2 separate regions of the Homo sapiens genome follow, and region 2 is linked to region 1. A link is an interaction called in ENCODE POLR2A ChIA-PET data of the cell type or tissue named here. Cell type or tissue: GM12878. All regions are shown on one strand. Links, peaks and the distances in the headings refer to the core of each region. The heading gives the core; the rest is flanking DNA.

Region 1 (6,800 bases), core at 887-5,886:
GAAGATGCCTATGATTTTATAGGCTTTTCACTTAGATGAATGAATGGATGACTTTGCCACAGCATTTTCAGCATTCCAGGCGTGTGATAAAATGGAATCCAGTTCAAGTTTCTTTTAACCTTCATTTTTAGGAACCTGTGATTACATATATAAAATATAAATATACACGTTTGGATTTGACAGTGATTTAACATTTTGACCAAATACCTGTGCTAAATTCATCCATGAGACAGCTGAGGAAATCATTTCTGGAATAATTTTTACTGTTCTTCAGTGTTCCTCAGGCAGGAAGCCACAGGAAACAAAGTATTGTGGTGCATATTTCCCTGCAGGATTTGGTGTGTCATTCACTGTGGAGAATTTTGCTTTCCAGCTGCCTATAGTTCATATTTTTGTACTTGCTTTTCCCTCCAGGATAATTTGATGAAGTCAGTTCCTCAGAGATAGAAAATGTCTTTGTATCTTTTTAAGATCAGATTTGTTTCTTTTCCCAACTGAGAGATAAACTTGATTAAAAAGAAAACATGTAAGTAGCCGGGATTAATTATTTTGACATATGAAATAACCATGATCGCAATATGAAATAGTCATTAGATAATTTTAATAATCTAATAGGGTAAGTGCCTTTGGTTGAATGAAAATAAGGTCTGTCAAAATTTTGGATCAGTTTAAGATGTAGTAAATTAGAACCTGGAATATAGAAATGAAAACCACCCTTTTTCGAGAGAACTTCACTATTCTTTTATTAGGTCTAATTTCTACTTTAAAGTTTTTCTACCCTCCTTTTCCTCTCACTTCCCTGCGAAACATTGTCCCACTCCTAGATGAGAAAATGGCAGAATAAAATGTTTTAAAATCAGAACTAATATCCTCACGTTAAGCAACTATTTTTTTAAACACCTACACCAGTGGGTTTTCAACCCTGCCTGTAAGAATCACTGGAGGAACTTTTTAAAAATGCACAGAACTTCACGCCTATAATTCCAGCACTTTGGGAGGCCAAGGCAGGCAGATCACTTGAGGTCAGGAATTCGAGACCAGCCTGGCTAACATTGTGAAACCCCGTTTCTACTAAAAATACAAAAAAAATTAGCCGGGCATGGTGGCACGCGCCTGTATCCCAGCTACTCGGGAGGCTGAGTGAGGCAGGAGAATCACTTGAACTGGGGAGGCAGAGGTTGCAGTGAGCCAAGATCGCGCCATTGCACTCCAGCTTGGGCAACAAGATTGAAACTCCGTCTCAAAAAAAAACAAAACAAAAAAACCAAGCCACACAGATTTCACCTTCTGAATTACTAATTTGATTCATATGGGGTGGGACCTGAGTGTTCACATTTCTCAGAACCTCCCAGGCCGACTTTAATGTACAGTAGAGTTGAGACCACTGGCCTCTACTGTCCTTTGCATAGGTGTCCCTAGGCTCTTTTTCAACCTGCCAAACCTGATTTCTCTATCACCCACTTAAAGATTACACTTGGGGTAACAGTGACAATCAAGCTCTGTGGTGTCCAAAGTGAGGGGTGCAAGATGATGTATTAGAGTGTGAGAAAAATATAAGAAGTTTATTTTTTAATCACATCCTTTAATGATACGTTTTTTAAATATTTTATGATGCACATAATATATTAGTACAATAGATTGGGGGAAGGGAGACAGAACAGAAAACACCATTTTTGCTGCTATAGAGATCCCCTAATTCTCTGCTTTCAATGAGAGCAGTTTCAATGTTGGCTTTTTGATGTCTACTGATTGCTGCAGACTTCTCTAGAGCTAAGTATGGAGTTTTATAAGACGCATGTCCTCCACTGCACAGCTGTATTCTATGACCAACCACAGAACACAATCTTTTTTTTTTTTTTTTTTTTTTTTTGAGACAGAGTTTTGCTCTTGTTGCCCAGGCTGGAGTACAATGGCGCAATCTTGGCTCACAGCAACCTCTGCCTCCCAGGTTCAAGTGATTCTCCTGCCTCAGCCTCCCGAGTAGCTGGGATTACAGGCATGCGCCACCATGCCCAACTAATTTTGTATTTTTAGTAGAGGTTTCTCTATGTTGGTCAGGCTGGTTTCGAACTCCTGACCTCAGGTGATCCGCCTGCCTCGTCCCCCAAAGTGTTGGGGTTACAGGTGTGAGCCACCGTGCCCAGCCTAGAACAGTCTTTCTTGCTAGGTCTTTGTCCTTCCCAGGGTTCCTGATACAGCTTTACCTCCTGATCCCTTCTCTTAGTAAAATTTCTTCTCACCTTTCCAAATTCTTCTAAAATGCACAAGCATTTTTGGGTACAGTAACAAGAGAGGCTTTAATGTAGAAATGCCACCAAAATATCCCCTGATGGTAAGACTTTTTGAGGTATAATGACATTGTGGTCACTTTTTTTTTTTTTTTTTTCTGAGATGGAGTTTCACTCTTGTCACCCAGCCTGGAGTGCAGTGGCATGATCTCAGCTCACTGTAACCTCTGCCTCCCGGGTTCCAGCGATTCTGCTGCCTCAGCCTCCTGAGTAACTGGGATTACAGGTGTGCACAACCACACCCAGATAATTTTGTATTTTTGGTAGAAATGGGGTTTCACCATGTTGGCCAGGCTGGTCTCAAACTCCTGACCTTGTGATCGGCCCGCCTCAGCCTCCCAAAGTACTGGGATTACAGGTGTGAGCCACCGTGCCCAGCCATTACTACAATAATTAAAAAAAAAAAAAAAAAAACTAATATGAGAAGCGGGAAAATGGCTGTGGTTGAATGACATGATTGACCAGGATTAGACAATTGTTGGATCAGAGTACTGGGTACATGAAGGTCATTATTATATTCTGCTTACTTTTTTGTATGCTCAATTTTTCATAATAAAAAGTTAAAAAAATCTTTTGAATCATTTATGGTTCATTTATTTAAAAAGAACCCCTCCTGCCACCTCCCCCCAGCCCCATATAAGGGCACCCCAAACCACAACTCTTGGGCTTGAATAATGTGTGAATCTATTTCAGATTTGGGCTTCAGACTGGTGTGAATTCTGCTCCTTCTGAGGCTGATTTCTTCCTTCCTCGCCCTCACTGACCACTTTCTTTTGTCCCAATGGCTATCTCTCAACCTGCCCACAATCACTTTCTTATAGTTAGCCTCCCCTCTTCTATCTTGTGTCTTTCATCTGCCTTCGTGGTTTTCTTTTCAAGTCATTTGTTCCCTGCCTCACCCCAAATCCCCTTCAGACATCAAATACTCAAATCTAGTCAGCATTCTCAGGCCATTTTCTTCCCTCTCCACCTAGTTCTGCCAGGCAGCCTGCCTCCCACTCCTGCCTCCATTCTGGGGGATGGTGTGCCAGCAGCACCAGAGTAGGAACTTCCCACCCTTCTTTTGCGAGCTGAGCTGACCTGGCTCTGGCCTGAGGTCTCATCCTGTGTGCTCTGAGTCTTTCAGCCTCATGTCACAATCCTCCATGAGGGGATTTCAGATACTTGCAGATTGGGAGGAGGTGACCTTTCTGCTTTTTTTTGCTGGGCCCGGTGGAAACCACCCCATCCCCTACCCCCACCTTCCTTGTACTGTAAAATGGGAAGTCTCGATGCAGGTTTCAGAGTTTCTGTTGGGGGACTTTCTAGGATGCCTATAAATTTTCGAGGTTTTGCACCCCTTTTAAATATACAAGCTCTTCTGAAAGTCCCTAAGGCATTTAGCATCATAGCTATAATCTCTAATATTTGAAGGATTTCAGGGTCTTCAAATAACTTGGATATATACCATCTCACTTGTACATTTTTTCCCTGTTCTTTTGTAACACAGCACCTGATTTGCTCTTCCTGCCACCATAGCGGTTCAAAGAGTCACTCTCCTCCACTTTGTTACACGCTCCATTTCACTGTTCGAATATTTTTTTTTCCCCTAGCAACTTTCTGGTCCCCTACCCCTAGCGTAGGTAGTAGATACTGCATCACCACTTCCCTTTCCCCTACTGCTCTGTGACCTACCACGTGAACATGAGAAAAGTGTCCGTCAGTGTGAACGAGCTCGCATCACAGTGTTGGGCAGCTGCATTCATTTTGACCTATAGTGAGGCCCGGGTTGGAGAACTAAGGGGGAGGGGCTGGAGCGGGAGAGGGAAGAAGAAACAGATACTTGTTCACTTTCCCTTCTCTCTCTGCACTTCCAATTTTAGAGAGGCTGGAGGCTAATTTCCCAGTTATAACAAGGGCCTTCACTTCAGCTTGTGTTTCAAACACTAGGAGAACTAAACTTAAAACTTTCTAGCCTCACTGGCGATCGCATGACTGAGATTAAATAGGGAAAGGGAAGAAAAAGAGGAAGAGAAGAAAAGAAAAGGGAGAGAGAAGAGACAAGCAAAGAAGGAGAAGAGAAGGACAGAATGAGAAAACATTTACTCTCATTTCTTTCTTTCTTTTTTTTATTGTTATTTTTTCTGAGACAGGGTCTGGATCTGTTGTTCAGGCTGGAGTGCAGTGGCGCGATCATGGCTCATTGCAGCCCTGACCTCCCAGTCTCAAGCAATCCTCCCACCTCAGCCTCTCGAGTAGATGGGATTATAGGCACACACCACTATGCCCGGCTAATTTTTGTATTTTTTGTAAAGACCGGGTTTTCCCATGTTGCCCAGGCTGCTTTTTTTTTTTTTAATTTACTTCTTATATTAGAAGAAAGCTGGGGTATCCTGTGACTTATTAAAATGCATTTCACTGGACTTCTGATGTGGTATTTAAAATGTCCAATTGTCAGGTAAACTATTGCTGTGCTAGGATTTATAGGCAAACTGAGGCAGTTTTTCAGATACTTTCTAAAGCAGGAAGTTCCTGATATTGAAGAGGCAGTTTGTTCTTGACCATATTTATCCAAGGCTACTTCACAGCACCTCAATAATCTATTTCATATAAGATGTATTTGATATCAGGTTGACATTTTGACACAATTTTCCAGACCATTGAAGGAAATTGCTTAAAACTTTTTCTTTTGTCTAGGCAGGCAAGACCACCTATATGTTGATAAGTCTGGTTTGTTCTTTTTGTATAAATCCTGGCAGGAGCATAAAAACAGTATTTGTCTTTTATTATTACAGTGGTGATATGTTCACTTAAGGAAATCAAATATAGAAAAAGTACAAAAAAAGAAAATATGTTATACAAATATGTATAAAAAGATTTTTTAATATAAATTTTATTGTAGTATAACATACAGAAAATGCACAAATTGTAAGTGTGCAGCTTGATGAATGCCACAAAGTGAATATACCCATGTAACCAACAGACTAGGACAGCGCTCCAGAAAGAGAACATAACAGCACCCCAAAAGCCTCCCTCATATCCCCTTCCAGGCACTATGCTGAAAGTGTTATCATGATCCTGACTTTTAAAGCATAGATCTTCTCCCCTCGGCCCCTGGTTTTGGACTTTTTAATAAATGGAATCATACAGTAGTATGTAGTATTTTTTGGGGGGGTGCCACTTCCCATCTTGCTTGTGAGAGCCATTCAGTTTTTGTATATGGCTCATTTCCTTTCCTTTTCTTTTCTTTTGAGACAGAGTCTCGCTCTGTTGCCAGAGCCCAGATCATGTGATGGTATGATCTCGGCTCACTGCAACCTCTGCTTTCTGGGTTCAAATGATTCTCCTGCCTCAGCCTCCAAAGTAGCTGGGATTACAGGCACCTGTCACCACGCCTGTCTAATTTTTGTATTTTTAATAGAGATGGGGTTTCACCAGGTTGGCCAGGTTGGTCTCGAACTCTGGGCCTCAAGTGATCCACCCGCCTTGGCCTCCCAAAGTGCTGGGATTGCAGGTATGAGCCACCGTGCCCAGCCTATGGCTCATTTTTGTTGTTGTATAGTATTCCATTGTATGAATATACTACAGTTTATTTAAACATTCCATTTTTAATGGACATTTGTGTTGTTTTCTCATCTTAAGCCATTATAAATGGTGCTGCTATTAACATTTTTATAAATCTCTTCTAGTGGATATGTGCACTCCTTTCTCTCCTAGGAAAGGGAGTGTTGGGTTATGTGGCGAGCATATGTTCAGCTTTAATAGATAATGCTAAACAGTTCTCCAAAGTGGCTATACCAATTATACACTCTTGGCAGTCATGTTTAAAAGTTCTACCTGTTTCACTTTCTTGTCAACACTTCATATGCACAGTCTAAAAAGGCAAGGCCATTGAAGGTAATAGTTTACTTGATATTCTTCTTTTACCTAGACAGACAAGACATATATATTTATTCTTTTCATATAAATTCAGCAGGAGCATATCGATCATATGTGTTTTTTTGTTTGTTTGTTTGTTTGTTTTTGAGACGGAGTTTCACTCTTGTCACCCAGGCTGGAGAGCAATAGGGTGATCTCGGCTCACTGCAACCTCCACCTCCTGAGTTCAAACAATTCTCCTGCTTCAGGATCCTGAGTAGCTGGGATTACAGGTGCGTGCCACCACGCCTGACTAATATTTTGTATTTGTAGTAGAGATGGGTTTTCACCATGTTGGCCAGGCTGGTCTCGAACTCCTGACCTTAGGTGATCCACTTACCTTGGTCTCCCAAAATGATGGATTACAGGTGTGAGCCACCGCGCCCAGCCAAAATGTGTATTTTTAATTGTAATGATGATATGTTCACTTAAAGAAATGCTGGAAAATTTTGGTCACTGTGGTGGTTAGGTAGTGGCATCTCATTGTGGTTTTCATTTCATATGTTTATCAGTCACTTGGATATCCTGTTTTGTAAAATGTTTCCTCAAATTGTTTGCCTATTTTTCAACTGGGTTGTCTGTTTTTCATATTGACTTACAGGAGCCTTTTTTAAT
Region 2 (6,800 bases), core at 685-5,684, 61 kb before region 1:
ATAATGTTAACAAGGCTACTCATTACAACACTGTTTATAACAGCAATGCTTCTGGTTAAATGAATCATGGTGTAGCCATCCATTCAATTAAATAGTATGCATCTATTAAAAAACCACAAAGATACTTTTCTAGTACTGAGATGGGAACAATGTATTCTGGAGATCTTTAAAAGTAAAGGTACAGATGTGTGCACAATACATTATAATTTACATTAAAGAAGATAATATACATTGATTTGCTTATATACACATAAAGAAGGATATACACACATTAAGAAAGTGGCTGTTTGGGAAGGCAGGCAGATGCAGGACAGAGATAGAAGCAAGAGTACTTCTACTACATTTTGAAGAACAATGAAAAACATGTTCCAAAATGAAAATGACTCATGAAGGAGTTATCTTTTACAGTGTAAACTCCAGACATGAACAAATGGCAGACAGGAAAAGCAATGACAGAAAATAGGAAAGGGAGAAAGGAGGGAAGAGGTGCCAACTCTATTTTCTCTAGCAACTATTTCATTCTGCAAGATAAGGTACTATATTCAACAAACAAAACAATGATCAACATAAGTGATATTTGTGATTTGTAAAAATCCTGTTTCTTGGTTTAGAGTGAATTATAACCATCTGAGAATGTGATGTAAATTATGTTTATAGCTCCCAGTACAGCGATTTCTGTTTATTCAAAGTAAATCTGGTAAGCAAATGGTAAAAATTTGTGGTAAAGATCTATAATACAAAAAGTCATGTAAACTTACACAATAAAAATGTTACATTAAAAATTTATCCCCTAATTATATATATATATATATATACAAGATTAAAATTAACATTATCTTCTTTTTCCAGATCTCTTTCACATTTCCAAGTTATGATATTTTGGGGGGATCATTTTAATATTTGGTAGTAAAATTCTGATAAAATTACTTTTTTCTTGTAGAGCCATTTTAAAGAAACTTCGTTTTAAAACTAGCTGAACTAAAAATCTATTAAAACATTCAAAATGGAAGAGATAAGAATTTAGTCTGGAGAAATTGAAGACTGATACAAAAGTAAAATTTGCACAGCAATTTCACTATTACAGTCCAAATATTCCAAACAAAGTTTAATTAATATCCTATTTCAAGTTAATACTTAAATGTTATAATAATATGGAATTACATTTATTTAAGATACTTGACTTTGTGTGCTAGCTAGTTGTTGTTTTTATAGAGATGGGGTCTTGTGATGCCCAGGCTGGAGTGCAGTGGCATGATCATGGTTCACTGCAGCCTCAAACTCCTGGGCTCAAGCAATCCTCCTGCTTCAGTCGCAGTCACCCAAGCAGCTGGAACTACAGGTGTGCACCACCATTCCCAGCTGATTTTTAAAATTTGTTGTTAGCAACAGGGCCTCACCCTGTTGCCCAGGTTGGTCTCTAACTCCTAGGCTAAAGCAATCCTCCCACCTTGGCCTCCTGAGTAGCTAGGATTACAGGAAGCAGTCATCCTACGTAGCATTATTTCTTATTAGATGAAATCATTATTTCTTAATAGACTAACAATAGGCAAAGTTTAACAGGTTGAAAAGATTATTTCCTTCCTCTGAGTAAGACCTAAGAAAGGACAGGAGAAAGGGGTATGAGGAGGGTGGCATTTTCCTTGATATTGAAGTACTTAACATTTAGAGCAGGCTCTCTTGAAAGAGATTTCATTTTACTGTTTACATAGCAGCAACTACCTAATCTGATGACAGCACATTATTGAGGAGTGAATAATACATACCAAGGGATGTAAGCCCAAATTAAAAACTCGACACTATAATACCTGCTACTTTAAATTATTTCTTGGTGACTGGAAAAATAGTGTAAGACTGACAGTTACCTAGACTTAGATGTACACTGGTACCTCAGAGGAAAAACAGGGTGAGAGGGATTAGAACATATTTCAAGTTTCAATTGAAGCATACAGAATCTTGAGAGATCAGTGAGATGATAAGGAAAAGAGACTATCTGTGACAAAGAAAATGCTAAGGATGCCTGGGGCTTTATTCTTGGAGCAACTAGGAGTTGGCTGGTGTATCACAGAAAGGTGGCTAGATTTGGTGGGGGGATGAAGTGGGGTGGGGAGTAGGTGGTGCAAATAAAGCACTGCAAATAAAGACGAGAAAAGAAATTTAAGTTTCACTTGGGACTACTGAATTTGGAGACATGGAAATGTAGAATCCTGTTGGAGAAATATAGAGAGAAGGCTGCTGGATATAGGTATTGAGAACTCCAGAGTAATCTCTGGCCTAGAAGTCTAGATTTGAAAGTTGTAAGAATGCAGTAGGCGACTCAAACCATAGGAGAAAACAAACTTGCATAAACAATGAAAAGACAAGTGGGGCCAAAACACTGGAGAACACTAACATGTAAAGAGTCATGGAAAAAGATGGGCTTGGGAAGAAACTATTCTTAGGAATGCTACTTATTCTTTTCATCTAATGGCCTCACATTTGCCTCCTCTTTCTCAAGCATTCAACATATTATTTCTTTTTATTAAAGTCATTCTTGTTTAGACGCCTTGTTTAAATATCTTCTCAATCCCATTTCTACAGTGAGGCCTGACTAAAGTAAAAATGAGACTATCCCCTTTGGTATATGTATATACCAAAAGCCAAATACCAGTGAAAAGCACATAATTTTTGCTCATCTTTTCATTTTGCCTATTTCTTTTCTTTATGCCTATTTCTTGAAAGTGCAGAAATGTTAGTTAAAATAGCTTTCTAGAAAAAGCATAATTCTATGAACAATATATTTGACAAAGTAAAATTATATTAGGCTAGTCACTGGGATTTCGTGACTAGAATTTGCTCCAAAGTTATTAACTAATTTTTCTTTGCTACCAAGTCTCCTTCCTAATCTGTCTCCTAAAGTCCAAGTACAGTAATAAATAAAGGTTGTCAAGGGACCGTTTCAAAATAGGGCTAAACTCAGAAGAATATCATGGGGTTTTTAAAGAGACAGTTGCTTGATTCTGATTTAGACTAAAGGGAGAGCACAAGCATGGCCATCATTCCTTAATGAAATGAACAGAATATATCATATTGGGGGTGGGGGGAAAGCCTAGTCTTTATTTTTAATAAATCAATGAATGTTTTCCATTTGGAATGTTTTTTAAAATTATAGTGGCTTGGGTTTGAGCAAAGAATTACATCTTTCTTTTTAAAAATGTTTTGACTTGTTTGTAAAGACAGATCTCACTCTGTTGCCCATGCTGGTTTCAAACTCCTGGGCTCAAGTGATCCTCCTGCCTTGGCCTCCCAAAATGTTGGGATTATAGGCGTGTGCCACCGTACCCAGCCAAGGATTACATTTTTCACTTTCAACAAATATAAAGGCAACACTCTAAATACAGGCCCTGAAGAATTAAAGTTGTCTACGTTTCAGTTTATTATCTCTTGTCTAAAGTATTTTTTCTTCTCCACTTCATTCTGGGGTCAGACATTCTGAGGGGTAAGACAGTTTCTCACTCAGCAGTTGTCTAAGCAAAAAGTTGAATTCACACAGAATAATAAAATGGCTTAAAAGCATAGACTTTAGAATTAGACTAGCTGATTTTTTTTTTTTTTTTTTTTTGAGATGGAGTCTCGATCTGTTGCCCAGGCTGGAGTGCAGTGGCACAATCTCAGCTCACCACAACCTCCACCTCCCAGGTTCAAGCGATTCTCCTGCCTCAGCCTCCCGAGTAGCTGGGACTACAGGTGTGCACCACCATGCCCAGCTACTTTTTGTATTTTTAGTAGAAATGGGGTTTCACTGTGTTGGCCAGGCTGGTCTCGAACTCCTGACCTTGTCATCCACCTGTCTCGGCCTCCCAAAGTGCTGGAATTACAGGCGTGAGGCTAGCTGACTTTTAATCCAAACTCCAACCACTTACTAGTGGGGTGATCCTAGCAAGTTAACATACTGAAACTAGTTTCCTCAACTATAAAATGGGATACAGTTGTACATATCTTAAAGGACGGCTATAAGGATTATGTGAGACTGTTTACAACAGTACACACAACAACCCAATTAGTTCCTTTTATCATTTGGATCAATTTGGACTTTGACACTTTATAAGGTCTACTTTCCCAGTGTATCTTGGGAAAATTAAATAAGAGTTAATCTCCCAAGGCAGTGAAACATGAATAAAAATCAATTATGATTAGTATTAAGAAACAGGTTTTATATTTATGTTTCACCCAAAATAAAATCCTAGTTATTCCTTAATTGATTTTTTGTATTCAATTAAATGTTAAAGATTTAATGCAGCCACAAAGTATATGTTAATAAAAATTGTTTGACTTGAGATTTACATTTACAAGGCTTATTATTATTATTATTATTATTATTATTATTATTATTATTATTTTTGAGACAGAGTCTTGCTCTTGTCACCCAGGCTGGAGTGCAATGGCGCGATCTCTGCTCAGTGCAACCTCCGCCTCCTGGGTTCAAGCGATTCTCCTGTACAAGGCATATTAAACACAGGATTCCCGTGGACTGGACATTAATAACATTCTTACGGATCTTCTTTGGGATCTCGATGTTTCATTATTTAGAGTAAAATAATCTTAACTTACTGTGGGAAATTTTTCCAAAGCCCACTGAAATATAACTAATTTAATTCAAATAAAAATTTCCAAAAAGAGTATTTAAAAATATCCCAGGTCTTCCTTTAGTAGTGTTATATGAAAATTCAACAATAAATATTACTAAAAGCAAATAAGAAAAGTGGTATAACGTGTTGTTTGCTTTTAAACAAATTATTACCCTAGCTGAGAATCACTGCTTTAGAATTACCTTATTCAAAGGGATTCTGACATAAAGTAAAAAATAGCACTACTATAAAATCTAAAGGGTCATTAGGTTTTTTTCACTCAAGCAAAACTGCACTCAAGTAGGCACATTTTCAGAGACAAAAAGTTTAACATCTAAGTTTTTATCATTTCAGTCTAGATTCATGTCCTTGAATTCTTTTAGGTAATAATTCTAATAATTTAGACATGGTGAATGACAGAATTTTACAATAGTTTGTGTGAAATCTTTTATGATGAATTCTACACTTACATCATGACCTGAAATTTGTTAAATCGATTTAGATTCCAGAGATAAGACTGTCACTTGAGATGGAATGCTCCACCTACATTTTCCTTAGCCTTCTTCCTTTCTTGCCAACAGGCTCCACTTCTCTGATTCGTCCATAATTTTTTTGTCTTTATCAAATGTTCCTTTCTCTTGAATTAAACCTTAAAAGCAGAAACTGTCCATCTCCAGGGTCTACTTATTACAACACTACTCTGCATATAATTGATAGTAAACATATTACTTGAAGAAAAAGACAGAATACAACTTACAATATATTATCTAATTATATTTTATAAGTTTGGTATAAACAGATGTTATATTGAGCTCATCATGCCAGGACAAAGATCTAAGAAATTAACCAACTATTTAAACTATTAGAAACTAATTAAGGGTATCGCTGGAACACAGTAAAATATGGGCAGACCTCGAGAATTTTTTTCTCCCCAATAAAGGTAGGTTTTTGATGTTCCTTGCATCTGGTTGTTACCTACTGAGAAAGAAGGAAAGTGCGCCAGTTTCTATGTAATATAGGCAACTGATGTAAATAGAAAAACGGGTTCAAGTTTGAGTAACAGAAAAGGGCTAGGCTCTATGAATTTCCAGGTTACTGCTGCCATGGCCAGTGAAACTTGGTAACTCCATATACTGATCATGGTGATGACTAAATCATAGAAGACTTCATGGATAATAAAGTGGATGTTAAAAACTTAATGATCTTAAGATAAAAACCTTGACAGAGACTTTTTTACATTAGAATCATGGATTTAAGGAGAAACCATTTGTAAATCTGGTGAAAAGCTTGATTGTATAATCATGCCTCATAAGTATCTATGTGTTCTCTCAGCTGACTAATCTCACTCTCTACTGAATCAAAATTAAGTCTAAAGGGTGAATTAAAAATCCTAAATGCTTTTGGTCAGATAAAAAAGACAATTCAAACTACCATGCCTTTAAGCATGACTCATGAATAAGTGCAAGTTATATGTAAACTAGATCCAGGAGTCTGAAGTCATTCACATTTATTTCACTCTTTTTACATTGAGGATCAGGTCACATATAAAGGTTTCCCATGAAGTCCTTGTATCATCACTAGAATCAATAAGTAGAGAAACGTCCTTGTGATCTCTAAGTTATTAAGCAATGTCTCCTTATCCATTTTTGAAAAAGAACTTTATGACTATGTACTAAAACCAGTGACTTACGGCCATGAACTGGAAACCACATTCTTGATTATAGCAGCTATGAAAATACAGAAATATCTAGAGGATGTACCCAGTTCAATGTCTCCACAGACTTTTTAGTGCTGCTTATATATGCTTCAAGTGATGGCAATCATCTGATTTTTCTGCTTCACATTTTAAGATTCCCTATTTTACAGAAAGGGTTTATGAGAGGTTTATAAATACAAAAAGAGACCAGGATGCAAAAGTAAGACATCACTGGAGGTATTCAGAGGCTGGATGACAACTTGAAAGGAACACTGTAGACATGATCCAAGTATAGGATAGGTGGTTAGAATAAATGACCATTAAATTCCCTTCTAACTCAGTTTTATAATTCAAAACTCAGAAGATAAATTCTGAGATGTGATATTAAATAAAAGGGCATTGGTTCTGGAGTTATACCCAGGTTTGAATCCCATCTCTCACCTTATTTTATAACACATAGTCTTGCTGTCTTCCAGGTTGGAATGCAATGGCGCCATCAT

Evidence for each region. ChIA-PET counts read pairs that join two places held together with the same protein. Peaks named below come from ENCODE experiments on the same cell type or tissue, not always from the same donor. Only the 100,000 strongest peaks of a DNase experiment are listed, where the experiment ranks them.
Region 2: POLR2A ChIA-PET joins it to region 1 with 5 read pairs; 2 of 35 experiments call an interaction of 5 or more read pairs at or near these places.

The regions. Positions count from the first base shown.
Region 1 is chr3:150,382,197-150,388,996 of GRCh38, reverse strand. No RefSeq gene overlaps it. Among named protein-coding and RNA genes, the nearest start is that of TSC22D2, 23 kb to the left of the region's middle. RefSeq lists enhancers at 3,209-3,518, 3,577-3,746, 4,119-4,368. In GM12878, for the core only: a CTCF peak has its summit at 3,879; DNase peaks (open chromatin) are centred at 2,278, 3,416 and 3,946; H3K4me3 peaks cover 1,994 bases; H3K27ac peaks cover 3,003 bases.
Region 2 is chr3:150,442,892-150,449,691 of GRCh38, reverse strand. The region is part of intron 1 of TSC22D2 (TSC22 domain family member 2); the gene reads right to left. Among named protein-coding and RNA genes, the nearest start is that of TSC22D2, 38 kb to the right of the region's middle. In GM12878, for the core only: no CTCF peak of the experiment used is centred there; no DNase peak of the experiment used is centred there.